Regions from separate parts of the Homo sapiens genome. Here region 2 is linked to region 1. The links are chromatin loops, found by intact Hi-C in ENCODE. Cell type or tissue: Caco-2. All regions are shown on one strand.

Region 1 (8,000 bases):
TGCTCCAAAAGTAGCACTAACAAAAGTTTGCAATTATATTTTTCTTTTCCTTTCTATACTGCACGCTATTGAAAATATCACACACATAATTGTTGCCATTCTAAAACAGAACAAAAGCCATCTGTTCATGATTATTTTGTATGATAGAGAGTTGCTCCTAAGAAAGACTCAGGCCCCTTGATATACATAATAGAAAAATACTCTTTCACTACAGGGAAATTACCGCACACCAAACCATATCCATTAATGTGTACCCCGTAGAATTGAAATTGATTATTATTTTAATGTAGCAATGACGGCAGTCTATACATTTTCCTAGCCACATCAATTCCATTGAATACATTTGAAGTTTGTTCTCACAAAGACCATGAGCAAAGGAAGAACTAAGGACAATTACATGACACACTTTAAGGAACATATAATTTCACAGAAGCAGTGGTGGAGTAGGTGCGAGGAATTCTGTGAGTAGCCACAGACAGCTTTAGGAGTCTGCAACCTCAGACTACATATCAAGAGATCATCTACTACACTGTCAGGCAGACAAGTCGTAAAGAAGCAATTACTGCCAAGATAAAATTTGACTGTTTCAGCAAATACAGTGCCTTCAAACTTTACACAGCCTGGAAAACATTTTTAAATATAAAATTTAAAGATGAAGGAATAACTATAATGCCTTTTAAAAGTATTAAAATAGGGACTTGTCACAGCTCTGTGTTTGTAAAATTGTAATTTTTGTAATTTAAAATTAAAATTTAAAACTAACATTTTTCTTCTTTCAAAATATGTGAACAAAAAGTTCCATCCTCTTTTAGTAAGAGGAGGTAGAGATAATTTACATAGTAGACACAGGAGAAATAATATTTTGTTGATCTGTTTAACGAAGTTAGCAAAAACCTGCCTAAAGAATAACCCAGAGAAAGATACTAGATCTGGCTAAAAGCATAAACATAAGCAGCTGAAGTCACAGTCTTTAACCTAATGATACAGTAAGGAAATTAGCTCCCTTTCTTCGAAGATCAGTTTGAATCATGCTAAAACTGATGAGACCAAAGGTTACTGGAGAGCTTAGGTAGCAACTGGCAAGTGATACTTAACATTGGTGATCACTTAAGCTTTAATGTACTGTAATGTAATTCACATAAACCAAAGCTCTTCGGAGTCCTCAATAATTTTTAAGAGCATAGGAGAGTCCTGAGACCAACAAGATTGAAAACCACTATAAGCCTAAGATAACAAATGCAACAGGCACTTGAGTCCAAGCCCAATAATAATAATAATAATAATAATAATAATAATAATAATAAATACTTAGAAAAGCAGAACTCATGCCAGGCATGCGGATATCATTTCTCCTTAGTCATATGATCTTAGGGCTTGAAGAAAAATTAGAGCTCGTTCTTAAACAATTCATTTTAAGGTTGGAGAAACAGACCCAGAATACAAACAACTGCATATTTAACATTGTGAAAAGAACCCATAATTCTTGACCCTAGGGAAATACTGTTTGAGTTACTCTGCATGGCTTTATTTGGAATTTATATTTTATTTAGCTTTAAACGGACATTATTTCCCCGTTTTGATCAACACAGAATAACTGAAAGCAACAAGACCAATTTTCTTATTTGTTGGAACATTTCTTTAGTGTATACATGTATAGTTTTTTGGCCACATGCCTGCTACTTTCTTCATTTAAACAAATGTTTTAGAAGAGGCAATAGAACACTTGATTGTTATTATATTCCAGTTTCATTGTTTCCTAATACTTGTATCTCTGCTAACGTGAAAATATGCAAACATTCACAATGTCAGACACCCAAACTACCAAAGTAGTAGAAAGCATAATCTCATCAACTTCAGTAAAATTACAGAACACCTTGTCGTTCCACTCAGGAACCGTCTCAAGTGTCAAAGCCCTTGGTATTGCTTTGTCACTTTACTTAAAAAGTGTACTTGCCTGTGAGTCCATTCTTTCTGACCTCTTTATCTGTGGTATTAGCTTGTCATTTTTTGAAAGAAACTAAAACTAAACAAAGAGAGCTTATTGTCATGGAAGCCAAACCCTAAGAGAATTCCTTAGAGAATTAACCAGTGGAATTTTTAAATAAATGTGGGGATGAAGAAAGAGTGGGATCTCTTCCTCCCTCCAAGTTTCCAAATATTTGTTTTTCCCGACTTGAGAGATTCTTATGCCTTTAAAATTGTTTAGTTCTAGCTTTACCCAGTTGATTCTTATTATATATCTAGGAACCAAGTTGTATTCATTTAAAAAACAACAATATGATGCAGTCTCTTATTATGGTTGTCATTTGAAATAAAAATGCACTTCATTCCCTCTTCAGCTTTCAAAAGATGCCTTATATGATGAATAGCCCCTTCTATGTTACATTATGCATATATAGGGAATGGACAATTTTTAAAACTACCTGAGTTTTTATAAATGTTGTTGAGTTATTTAAATTATTGCTTCACCCTGATTATATAACAGAGCCATGAAGACTTCATTTTCTTCTCTCATCCTCTTTTAAACAGGTAGTCTGCTTAAACAACAATTTTATATCCTTGCAATAGTTTGCTGAGAATGTTGGTTTCCAGCTTCATCCATGTCCCTACAAAGGACATGAAGTTGTGCACATGTACCCTAGAATTTAAAGTATAACAATAAAAAAAATTTATATTATTTCTACTATTAAAAAATCCTTTAGAGGTTGATTTATTTTCAAATATATTTTGATAACAAGATGATGGTTGTCAGTACCATGTTACCACAAAAATGTTTAATTTAATTGAACTTTTTGTAATAATATTTGCAGTATCAGATTTTTATAAAATTCTAAAGATTTTTCATATTCCAGAGCGAGACTCCATCTCAAAAAAAAAAAAAAAACTGAAACTGGAGGGAGGACTACTTTAGTATTTATTAGGTAAGTCAGTTTTTTTTTTTTTTTTTAAGACACAGCCTCGCTTTATCGCCCAGGTTGGAGTGCAGCGGCGCGATCTTAGCTCACTACAAGCTCCGCCTCCCGGGTTCCCGCCATTTTCCTGCCTCAGCCTCCCCAGTAGCTGGGACTACAGCCGCTTGCCACCACAGCCGACTAATTTGTATTTTTAGTAGAGACGGGGTTTCACCGTGTTAGCCAGGATGGTCTCCATCTCCTGACCTCGTGATACGCCTGCCTCGGCCTCCCAACGTGCTGGGATTGCATGCGTGGGCCACCATGCCCGGCCTAGGTAAGGCAGTTTTAAATTAGTTAAACGTAGGAAGTAAAGCTACTTTGAACTGATCCTTTGACAAGACATTCACTTCTCAGCAGAGTGCTATGAGGGACTAATAAATTATTAAATTTTATTGTGCTAAAACTAAAGTGAATTTCAAATGTGAATAACAAAAATTTGTCCCATCCAAAGCGTAAGTGTACATGTTTCTTCCTTTAATGTTAGATTAGAACTAACTCAGTGTTATCATTAAGCTATCACATTTAGGAAATACTTGCTCTTCAAACCAAACTTTTTTTTAAATTTAACTTTTTCAGCCAAGTTTAATTCAGGATAGATGAATAGTGGGCATAGAGTGGTAAAATATATGTCTCTTTCATAATGAAAATATTAATTTTACAGTAAATTTACTGACTATGTTAAATGCAATGTCCCATAACCAGAATTTCTATAATTCACTTACATCAGTTTTAAAATACAATTTTATACAGTATACTGTATTGGGATACTTTTATACACATTTTTTCAATTTTCATAATTCTATGAAAGAATAATTTCTGTCTAACAGATGAGGAAGTAAGATTTTCAGGAGATTGCATGACTTTCCCAATTATACTGTGAATGAGGTGCGAAGGTGATGTTGAAAGGACCACATTTCCTGATTTCAAAGCTGTCACTTATTTCAACCTGCCGTAGGCTCCTGCATAGCTGTGATTCTCAAGCATATCAGCATACTGAGGTGCCTTCAACAATGCCAAATAACACTTTAGGTTATTATTATTTCTATTGTACCAAAAAGCAAGTTCAGATCATAAGTGTTGATAATTGAAGTTTTTATGTGATTATAGTTCATGGTGCAGACTGAATTGTCCATAGATTACCTTTAATATTTAGATTCTTAAAGTTGGGAAGAAATCCCAGAAGGTTAAAGAGTTTAATTGATATGTATATCATTTTTTTAAAGCTGCATTTAGACAATTTCCCTGTACATGACAACTCAATGCTTGTATATTTCTGAAACCACAAAAAAATAAAAAGACAAGTGGACATAACAAGGAGAATGCATTTTGCCATTGCCGTCTTCCAAAATAAGACTGGCAGCCTGCCTGAGTGGGCTGCAGGCCTCCTCTAGGGGGCGCATCATTGAGGGTGAGCCGGTGGCTGTGAGCATCTTTTAAGGTCATTTCCATGTGAATAGGCCTGAAATACGAAAGCAGTGTTAACCTAAAAGTTTCCAAATAAATATGGGTTCATTTACACTCAACATATTTCCAAAACATATTTGAGGTGGCCTATGATAAAAGCTACAAAAGAGTTAACATCAATATAATGGAAACAGAAAATAAAAGCCACAAAAAGGAAGAAGCATGCATGCCAACTGTGAGGAACACATATAATTATTGCATAGCTCTGAATTGCCTAGCCTTCAGGAAAAGGAAAAAGTTATGGGAATGTCAATATCCAAAAGAGGAATCAATGGTAAAATATATCTGAACTCCAACATTATTCTGTATCTCTACCCTTAGACTCTTGCAGCCTCATAACTAAGCATTCGACTCAACAGATAGTAATTAAGCATATGCTATTTGTTTGAATCTGTTCTACATCCTGGTAATACAGGAATTTTCAAAGCACAATAACAGTCTATTCCATTATAAAATTCACAAACAGTTCATCTCATAAATCTGACCATGTTGTTCGCCTTAAATTTAAGTTCATTATGGACCCTTCCTCATCCACAGAGTAAAACTTACTGTGGAGCTTAGCATCCCAAGTTTTTTACGACCTACCCTGAGAGATCCTTTTCAACCTCAGCTCCTGCTAGTGTTTCTTACTAGCCACATGGAACTTCTCTCTCTCAACTGCACATAACTTTTCTCACTGTTTACTTTTCACATCTGTGCTGTTGCCAAAGCTCTAATATCTGTCCCTAAGGCCCTTTCCTGTTCTTCTACATACAAATATTTACTTATGATGAAACACCTTGCCAAATGCCACTTCTTGCTATAGACTTCTTCCTGAGTCTCCAGTCTTCCCTGGCTCCTCATAGCGTCAGCTTTTCCTATATCTTTCTGTGACTTGACAGTGAGTTTTCTGACAGCAGTAGTGAATGTCCAGCATCCAGAACAGACTCTGGCCCCCATGGTAGTCGGCCAATATTTCTTTGATAAATAAATGAACAAAGAATGAGCAGTGACTCTTCAACAAAAGTATTTTTTCTTCATGCTAAATTCTAGCAAAACATTGTCAGATGGGTTCTTATATTTGGGCCATTCATCATCATAACAGAAGTGTCATTGGTAAGTTTTCCTAAAATGTTAGGGTGATTTTCAAATATCCTAATTTTATAAAAGTCCTCTAAAACTTGAGGGAATAATTATAAAAGCAAGGATGATGATCATTCTGAGGGCTGAGATAATGAATTTCAAGAATGTACCATTTCAGAGATCTAATCAGCTATAAGGCTAGAACTCAATGTATCAGGAGGAAGGGATGGATGTCAAGGCCCTTCTTTTAGTCTCCTCTCACACTGTTATAGGGAACTACTTGAGACTGTGTAATTTATGAAGAAAATAGGTTTAGTTGACTCACAGATCCACAGGCTGTACAGAAGCATCACTGGGAGCCCTCAGGAAACATACAATCATTGTGGAAGGTGAAGGTGAAGCAAGTCACATCTTACCGTGGTGGAGCAGGAGAGAGAGAGAGCCAAGGGGGATGTGCCACACACTTTTAAACCATCAGATCTTGTGAGAACTCACTGACTATCATGAGTACAGCAAGGGAGAAATCCTCCCCCAGGGTCCAATTACCTCCCACCAGGCCCCTCCCCTGATATGTAGGGATTACAATTTGATGATATTTAGGTGTGGACACAGAGCCAAACCTTATCAGCCCTCAACTTCCTCTCTTAAATATTACTGAGTTTTTGATGGTTCGGAGTCAAGGCCATTCTCTTGGTTGTGGGACTTTCTGGCATTAGTGCCCCATGCTGCTGTTTCAGGACAAATGTTTGGGTAGCCAAACTATCAGTTTGGACACTGCATTACAAGAGTTAGGGAGCTGAATCTGTAGATTTGATCTCAGATACCTGCCTAGGGGAGTTACCTATAAACCCATGAAACCCTTCCTGAGAAATTATCGTTAACAATCACCAGAACACTTTAATTCCACGGAAGCAGTTTTAAAAAAGCTTAAAAACAAGATTTTTCTCAAAAAGCATCATCACATTTACCTAAGAATAAGTAACCTTTGATTCAGATCCCCCAGAATTTTATAACATAAAACTCTGAAAGGATGATTTGACTTGGATTTTTTTTTCCTTCAAATCAAGCCAGCTTCCTCAGCAATAGAAAATACATCCCAAGGACTCTCTGTCTTTGAACTGGCTAGTGTACCTGCCAGGAGAATTTAACTGCCAAATGTTTCCATAGATATGTGAAGAAACTGGCTTACTTTGTAAAACGATTTCATATTGACTATTAAATTAAGTAAAGCATGTAAAAAAAGAAAATTGCAAATTTTGAGAGAATGTGTATGTTGTGTCTTGACAGACAGAAATAACTGAATTTTTTAAGCTCATGCTAATAAAATAACATCACTGCTGTAAAGGAGATAGCTATGGCAACAACATATTTGGCAAGAGGAAGGAAGTTAAGCTCATCTAAAAACTATCAGTTCGTTAAGAACTTGCATTGCTGATAAGGGGCTAAAATAGCTCAGACTTATGCCATGAGAAACTATGCTTTGATGTGCTATAAGAGTATTCCTGGCTACCATTGTTCTTGAAATAATTTTAAATTCCTATGATGTACAAATATCAGACATCTATTTTAAACAGATTTAATTTTAAACAATATAATTTTTAATTGTTTCAAATACTGTTGATGGATGGATTTATGTTAGTTTTCCTGCAGGAGTCCAGCACAAGATTAAAAAAAAAACAAAACTGTCAATAGCAGAGAAAAACAAATAAAATGAATTTATTCCTTATATAAAACTTAAATGTGTACTGTTTAAAAGGAAGATAGATACATAAATAGAAAAATATTGTTTTGAAAATGAGTGCATTGCTAACATAGAATAAATTGATGATTAACCTTAAAAAAACACCAGCCTCCGGCCGAGCGCAGTGGCTCACGCCTGTAATCCCAGCACTTTTGGGAGGCCGAGGCGGGCGGATCACGAGGTCAGGAGATCGAGACCATCCTGGCTAATACGGTGAAACCCCGTCTCTACTAAAAGTACAAAAAATTAGCCGGGAGTCCTAGCTACTCGGGAGGCTGAGGCAGGAGAATGACGAGAACCCCGGAGGCGGAGCTTGCAGTGAGTCGAGATCGCGCCACTGAGCTCCAGCCTGGGCGACAGAGGGAGACTCCGGCAAAAAAAACAAAACAAAACAAAACAAAACAAAAAAAAAACCAGCCTGCTGTCTGGTTCTGCCATTTCTTTTAAACCTTTAGTCTTGTCACTCTTTCTTGTATACCCACCCTCACTATAAGGGAGCCATTAACCCAAATATAAAAGAAACACAAATGTAATAATTACAGCTACTGCTTGTATGGCACTGCTATAAGTACTTAGCATGCATTTACTCATTTGACATTTATGACAGCCCTATGAGATCGGTGTTATATTATCACTACTCTGTAAATGAGGCAATTGAGGCACAATGATTAAGTAATTTGCCCAAGTTCCAGAACTAGTACATGCAGGAGCCACTCTGGCACCCTGACAGTCTGGTGCTAATGTCCTCATGGTCATACATGGTCATACATGGTAGAGGT
Region 2 (8,000 bases), 580 kb after region 1:
ACCATTTAAAGTGAGATAGAATATATGTAACGATATATACTTATTATCATGCCCACCTCAGCACCTACGCATGCGCACACGCACACACACACACACACACACACACACAGTCAAAAGGTGAGCAACAGTAGATGCCTGTGCCTCCTTACTTCAAATTATTTTGTCATTTGACAAATATTCACTGATCACCTATTGTATGTCTGATAATGTCATAAGCACTTTAGACACATCTGTGAATAAAACATACAAAAATATTTGCCTTCATGGAGCTTATTTTCTAATGTAATCCTAGGCAATGAGAAGAATGAATCAGTATAGCATTATGTACTTTTTTTTAAGATAGGCACAAAGCTGAGCCTAGAGCCAGTCTACCAAACACTGTAGAAGAGTCATAGAGCATTTGAAAAATAAGTCAGCATAAACCTTCTCTTTCTGCTAGTAATCAGTTATTTTACAAGCCAGTGTTGTCTAGCACTTTAAATGTTCAAAGCATCAAAATACGTCAGCACGATTGATCTTCTCAACTTCTATTATACCATTATACCATTGAGAAAAGGACACAGAGAGGCTAAGTGATCTACCTAACATTACACAGCTCATCGGAAACCAATGCTTTTTCCATTATGCCATACTGTTCTTCTAAGTTAGTGGAAAATGCATGAGACTTCAATCTAGAGTAGAGAAGCCTGTCTGAGCATCAAAAGAACAAAAGCCTAGGAAGCTCATAAATTTTCATGTAATTTCAGGGATGGAGGTGACCTCAACAGTCATGACTATAAAAAGCTATTCCTTCACCACTACCTCCAAGCTACCTAACACAGCCATCCTATGTTCATTCAGTAGCTTAAAGTATCCGCTGCCCAGCGTCTGTCTCAGAAGCCTGGCTTCTGTTTCTAGCATCTGCTTAACGATCTCTTGAGCCAGAGATTCAGCAGCAACTGGTTTCCATCTTGACACACTGATAATATGTCAGAGTTAAAGTTAAGGAGTTACTGAGTATTTCTGGCCACAGGAGGAATATAGAATATTAAACTGAAATGATATCTAAAAAGTGCCATCTCAAAAAACTCACCTTAACCACACTCAGCCCACAACAGAAAAAATTTAAAAAGGAACATCCATCTCAATTCGAGTGACATTTTTTCCAGATCAGCAGAAATGTTAATTGTTTTATGATCATGACTTTTTAGGCTTCCATAAGGCAAAGTAATAACAAATCTTCAAAGTCTGTCAAGTGTTTGGGCCATGGCTCATGATACAATGACTAGCAAATTACTGCCTTAAATCTGACTTAATGCAAAGGGCAACTGGCCCAAAGTCAGCCAACATGACCTCTTATCTCATTTTTGTCTTTTATTAAGTGCAGGATCCTGATTAGTAACATTGAGCTAGAGACATGCATAGATAATCTCGTTTATTCCTAAAAATAACTGTTTGATGGTAATATCCCTACTTTTCTGCGGAAACAAACTGAGGCTCAGAGAGGTCAAGTAATTTCCCAACATCACACAGCTATTAAGAGCAGAACAGACTAAGAACCCAAGTTTTCCTATGACTCCAAGACCATGTCCATTTTATTAGTCTTCATCCAATTCACAGAAAATGAGCATAACGACACCCACCCAATCTTTCTCCCAAAGCTGTTGTGAAATCAAGTGAGCTAATATTTACTTTAGAAGCTCTTTGAAAAAATCCACAAATATTTATTGAAATCTTATATCTGCTTAGTACTGAGTTGAGTATTAATATAATAGTTGAATTCTAAAGTCCAAAGTACAGCCTTTACCCAAGTGCAGGTCATTATTGTTAATTTGTACGTAATAGTAATGACAGCAATAAGTAACTTTCCTTATGTTTTAAGTACTGAGAACTTCTGGAAGCATTATAAGCAGAAGTACCATTAAACTCTCTACATTATCCATGACTATTACTGTGAAGTTATTACTATCATAGACATCCACAATGATCCAAAATCTGTGATTGAATGTCTGGACTAACTGTCAAAATGTGGCCCAAGTATTCAGTCTAGTTCCTGTACTGATAATCATTTATAAGCCACTTACCCTCTTTCTCCCTTCACCTTCGGTCTTTAATATAATAGAAAAAGAGTAACCTGCCATTAGGAGTGCTGTTAAGATACTGCAGCTCTCAGAGACTGGCTCTAAGACATGCTGAGCCCATTAAATGCACTGTAAAAGTCCCAAGTGGTATTAATGTTTAACTTTTACATACAGTATGCTACAGGAGAAACAACTACACAGAAAATAACAATGCTAAGGGCCCTTCCTGCTAGACCATTATAGCTAAGAAGAAAAAGCCAATTGTTCCCTTTGTATAGCTTATCATAGCATGTGGTAGGGATTCTATCATTCTGTAATGTTTTTCTGGAGTGATTGAAAGTTAAGAATATGCTTGACTAGATTAATTCCCACTTTCCACAGAATTGAACTAAACATCTTAAAAAGTGACAGTTAATGGGAACTTTGAAAGATTATCTAACTATTGACAAGCCCATGCTGATAGGATGATCCCTGTGGATAAAGCACAATGCCATGTTCTCACTCATAAGTGGGAGTTGAACGACGAGAACACATGGACACAAGGAAGGGAACATCGGGGGGTGGGCCCAGGGGTGGGAGAGCATTAGGAGAAATAGCTAATGCATGCGGTGCTTAAAACCTAGATGACAGGGCCAGGCGTGGTGGCTCATGTCTGTAACCTCAGCACTTTGGGAGGCCGAGGTGGGCGGATCACGAGGTCAGGAGATCTAGACCATCCTGGCTAACACGGTGAAACCCCGTCTCTACTAAAACTACAAAAAAATTAGCCAGGCGTGGTGCCACGTGCCTATAATCCCAACTACTCGGGAGGCTGAGGCAGGAGAATGGCTTGAACCTGGGAGGCAGAGGTTGCAGTGAGCCAAGATCGTGCCACTGCACTCCAGCCTGGGCTATAGAGCGAGACTCTGTCTCAAAAAACAAACAAACAAAAAACCTAGATGACAGGTTGATAGGTACAGCAAACCACCATGGCACATGTATACCTATGTAACAAACCTACATGTTCTGCACATGTATCCTGGAACTTAAAGTAAAATCAACAACAACAGAAAAAGCACAATGCCAAAGAAACCAGAAATACGTGAAAGTAATTAAATACCAAATAAAATGTTCCACAACTTCTATTTTATACAGGCCAGTAAAATGAGTTCAAATTGTTGAATTTTCATGTAAGAATGCTCAAAATTTTCTACTACCTAGGATAGGTAAAATATACTCATTTTCTGTAGTACTTCCTTCTGTTTCTCTTGTTATTCTTTCTGATGAACAGGACTGATGAAATTTAGAGCTGAAGAATACCAGTAAATTAGAGGAGCTGCCATTTTGTCTGGAAATGTACATTTTTCATGGATATTTGACAGCATTGCCCACAACTTCTCCCCTTACTAGGGCATTTTAATGAGGATTTCTGTCTTTAGCTTAATTCTCAGGGCTGCTTTCTTAAGTCATTGGTAGTTTCATTTTACAGAAATGAGGCTCAGAAGATTAAGTTGCCCAAAGATGTCCAGCATATAAATTATTATGCTGTGAGCATCTAATGCTGTTGTCAAAACCCAAACTATACATATGAACGAGCTTGTTTTATGTGCTTAGGTCCTGTGTCAATGTTGCGGGTAGTGGTGAAGAAAATCTCACTTCTTAGTTCCCCACGCAATCAGTGGCAGAATTCACCAACAAACATAGTGATGATCCCAAACCTCTTCACATATATTATTTATTTCCCATTTTTACTTTTCTGTTATGCACCAAAGAGGAAAAAAAGCCAAGCTGAGAAGATAAATTCTAATTTTGAAAATCTAGTTTATTCATTCTGTCTTGGCCATAGTGGAAAAACTGTTATAGAATCTTAGAAAGTAACCACTGAAACTTAAAGATGATCTGGCCTTGGCTTCATATTTTACACATCAGGAATCTGAGCCCCTATAGAAACTAAATGATTGATTGCCCCTAGGTTACAAAGATTGTTAAGGGCTGCTTATACTGATGATAACCCCCCAAAAATAGTTCTCTCAATATCAGTTGCAGCCTCACCATTAAGTAATTGTTAGCACACCTTGCATTGACTACCAGGTGTTTCACAAACGATGCTATTTTGTGCTCTAAACAATGTATTTCTCTAAAACACTATGCAGAAGTTATCCTTGCACAGAGTGTATCACTTGCATGCCACTACACAGACAACTTCAGAATGCTTTTCTCCAGTAAAGAGGCTCTTCTTTTTCCACACGAAGCATTTCAAGGGTAGCTCTGAGCAATTCACTTTGCATAGAAACTGGTATTAAACTGAGTTTTGATTCACTATAAGCCTGAAAACATAAGTCATGTTTAGGCTTGTAACATGGCAATCACCCCATCATTTCACATTTTAGAAACTGTAGCATAAGACCCAATTAATTCTGAGAGGAAGAAGTAGCTATACAACTTTTTAAAGAAGTGACATGTAAAATCATATGCAGTGAGGTAAATTTCCTTCCCATCACTGAATTCAAAATAGCATAAGCTTTAGAGAATTCCTTTTTGAATTTATTATGCATTTTCTCTGTAAGCTTTTGAAAAAAAAAAGAGATCTATGAATAGAACCATTTGACTGGTTATTTCATTATGTTTATTGACCAATCAGATTCTAGAAATTAAGATAAAGGATTTAGTATTTAATTTTTTATGGTACCAGCCAGAGTCTATAAGGAGAGTAAAGGTTAGGCTTACATTATTCTAAGCAAATTAATGCAGGAACAGAAAGCCAAATACCGCATGTTCTCACTTATGAGTGGAAGCTAAACAATGGGTACTCATAGACATAAAGATGGCATCAATAGACACTGGGGACCATAGACGGGGGAGAGAAGGAGGAGGACAAAGGTTGAAAAACTATTGTGTACTATGCTCAGTACCTGGGTGAAAGGACCAGTCGTACTCCCAACCTCAGCATCACGCAATATACCCAGGTAACAAATCTGCACATGTACCCTCTGAATCTAAAATAAATGTTGAAAGTATTAAATATAATTTTTTTCTTATAAAAATTTTTTAAAGATTTGGCTTAAACAGTAGTACATCTTAGTATCAAAGGCTTAAGTAGGCAGTGTTATTTGCTATTTTCTTTTCTAATTAGCATCTTTAAAAAAGAAATATAACCTATAATTTTAATGACCTTTACTATCCAGAAAATTGTGGTTCGTTTACCGTAATACTGTCTAAACTTTTACACGTTAACTTACTCTTTGCTTCCACCTAGTGTATGGTGGGTAGTATAGCAACATTTTTTAAATGGCATATTTGCATAAAATGTTCTTGAAAAAAGAACACGTGGATTTTGTCCCTTTTGTCTTGTAATTTTAAAAGTATAGTATTTTATTTTCTATTCTAGGGGAATGAAATTAACACACTAAAAAAATAAAAGTACAATTAATATATTTTCCTATTCTTAGAAGACCTATAAGCATTATTTTTACAGCATCCTATAACAGCCTATGGCATCTTTCAGACTGAAACATTACTTTAGCAAACTTACAATGCATTGATGTACACATTTATAAAGTGTGACAACTCAAAGGGACCCCAGACACCATTCGAGTACTAATCTTTTATTTTTCAGATGAGGACATTGAGGCCTGAGGGATAAAATGACTTCTTCAAAGTCACAACGTCAGTATTTGTCAAGGCAAGACTAGAAATGAGGTCAGCTGGCTCCCAATCCTGGGTGCCTTTTAACATATACCCTGCTTTTTGGATTAGATATCAGAGTTAGTGTTCTAAAATGAATCATGTTAGATTAATAGAAAATTACCTTTAGATAGCTTTATAAAATCACTCTCTCAAAATTAGGCTAGCTCCCACAAGAACCAATTTTTCTACATTGAGGACAAACAATGACGCATCTTATGAAAGGAAAATTAATAGTGAGGTATGAGAAGTTACATTTTTATTTTTATTTAAACTCATTATAGCGTAGTCCTTTTTCTTTTGAGACATGCCTAATTATCTTCTCTCCCTAGACCTGAATTTTTTTTTGAGGCAGAGTCTCATTCTGTCACCCAGGCTGGAGTGCAGTGGCATGATCTTGGCTCACTGCAACCTCCGCCTCCCAGGTTCACATGATTCTCCTGCCTCAGCCTCCCAAGTAGTTGGGATTACAGGCACCTGCCACCATGCCCAGCTAATTTTTGTATTTTTAGTAGAGACAGGGTTTTACCATGTTGGCCAGGCTTGTCTTGAACTCCTGACTTCAAGAGATCTGCCTGCTTCGGCCTCCCAAAGTTCTGGGATTACAGGCGTGAGCCACTGTACCAGGCAAGACCTGAAAAATTTTCAAAGTTGTTAATAATCTATAATAACAAATCTAAATGTATTAGCCAGCTTGAGTTACCATAACAAAAATACCATAGATGGAGTGATTTAAACAATGAATATTTGTTTTCTCACAGTTTTGGAGGCTGGAAGTTCAAGGTCAGGTTGCCAGAATGGCTGGGTTCTGGGGACTCTCTTCTTGTTTTACAGAGGGCCACCTTCTTGCTCCACACAGCCTTTCCTCGAAGGCTGTGTGTGTAAATCTCTCTCCCTTTCTTTTCTTATAAGGCCACAGTCTTATTAGGTTAGGCCCCCACTTATATGACCTCCTTTTAACTTTATCTCCTTACGAATACCTACCTTTTCCATGCATTGCTCATAGAAGATGTGTGTTAATAATGCCATTTTTTGTCTTTGGTAAAATCTTCTCAAAACTGTGAGACACAAATCTTAAGAATGTTGATGTTTGAATGGACCTCTCAACACTTTCCATTCTATATTTCCAATTTTGTAGAAGAGGAAACTGAAACCCACTGGGGTTCCTAATAATGATATTGTTCCTATTGATTTCAAAAATGCTCTAACACTTTTTCATTATCTCTTTACATCATCCCTGTGAGGAATACTTGGTAGGTGTTACTATTATGATTTTATCCATAAGGAAACAAAGCCCACCAGAAGCTACACAGCACATGCCGGGGCCCAAAGTCCCAAAGATCGAGTCACAGATGCGTCAGCGGGAGTGTGAACCAGCAAGAATTGCCACCGCATATGTCCAAACCCAGTCACCCAATCACAAAACCATACTACCAGGATATCTGTAATTAATTTAAACTAAAACGGAAATCTAAACTTTAATTAATGACATGCAGAAATGCAAAATCATAAAGAGCAGCTAGTAGAACGGGGAGTAGAAAGAATGAGGATCAACAGCACAACATGGACAGAGCCACAGAAACACCACACAGGGTTTCATGGCTTAACTCTTCATATTTTTCGAAGTGCTTTGGCACATGGTGCATCTTGTGCCCTCCACAGTCACACAGTGCAGCGGGTAACCAGTTCTCAACTGCAGATAAGAAGACAGCCCATGGCCGGCGCGGTGGCTCACGCCTGTAATCCCAGCACTTTGGGATGCCGAGGCGGGCAGATCACGAGGTCAAGAGAGTGAGACCATCCTGGTTAACACGGTGAAACCCTGTCTCTACTAAAAATACAAAAACAAAATTAGCCAGGTGTGGTGGCCAGTGCCTGTAGTCCCAGCTACTCAGGACGCTGAGGCAGGAGAATGGCGTGAACCCGGGAGGCGGAACTTGCAGTGAGCCGAGATCGCGCCACTGCACTCCAGCCTGGGCAACAGAGTGAGACTCTGTCTCCAAAAAAAAAAAAGGAAGAAAGAAGAAGAAGAAGACAGTCCATAGGATGGTGTGAGGGCCTTATCTGAGGTCACAAAGAGTTTCTCCACTCCCTTTCCAGTGCTCATCACACACAGCCACACGGCCTGTCCTAGGTGGACCAAGTGTGAAATTAGACATTCCCAATGTTTGAGTGCCTGGAAGATGATTGTTTTCTGAAAACTCAAAAGTTTGTTTTTTTGGAAAGTACTCCCCTTACAGCAGTCAGGGTCCTGTCAGGAAGCTGAATCCAACTCAT

Evidence for each region. Peaks named below come from ENCODE experiments on the same cell type or tissue, not always from the same donor. Only the 100,000 strongest peaks of a DNase experiment are listed, where the experiment ranks them.
Region 2: a loop joins it to region 1, with 2.8 times the contacts of the local background. A loop is called at or near these places in 2 of 110 quality-filtered maps.

The regions. Positions count from the first base shown.
Region 1 is chr6:64,501,856-64,509,855 of GRCh38, reverse strand. All of the region lies in intron 26 of EYS (eyes shut homolog), which reads left to right. Among named protein-coding and RNA genes, the nearest start is that of SCAT8, 700 kb to the right of the region's middle. In Caco-2, a CTCF peak has its summit at 4,353 (motif pointing right); no DNase peak of the experiment used is centred here.
Region 2 is chr6:63,920,634-63,928,633 of GRCh38, reverse strand. All of the region lies in intron 35 of EYS (eyes shut homolog), which reads left to right. It overlaps LOC105377836 (a long non-coding RNA gene), which reads right to left and starts at 2,536. Exons shown (of 3, transcript XR_942649.2): 1 at 2,064-2,536. In Caco-2, no CTCF peak of the experiment used is centred here; no DNase peak of the experiment used is centred here.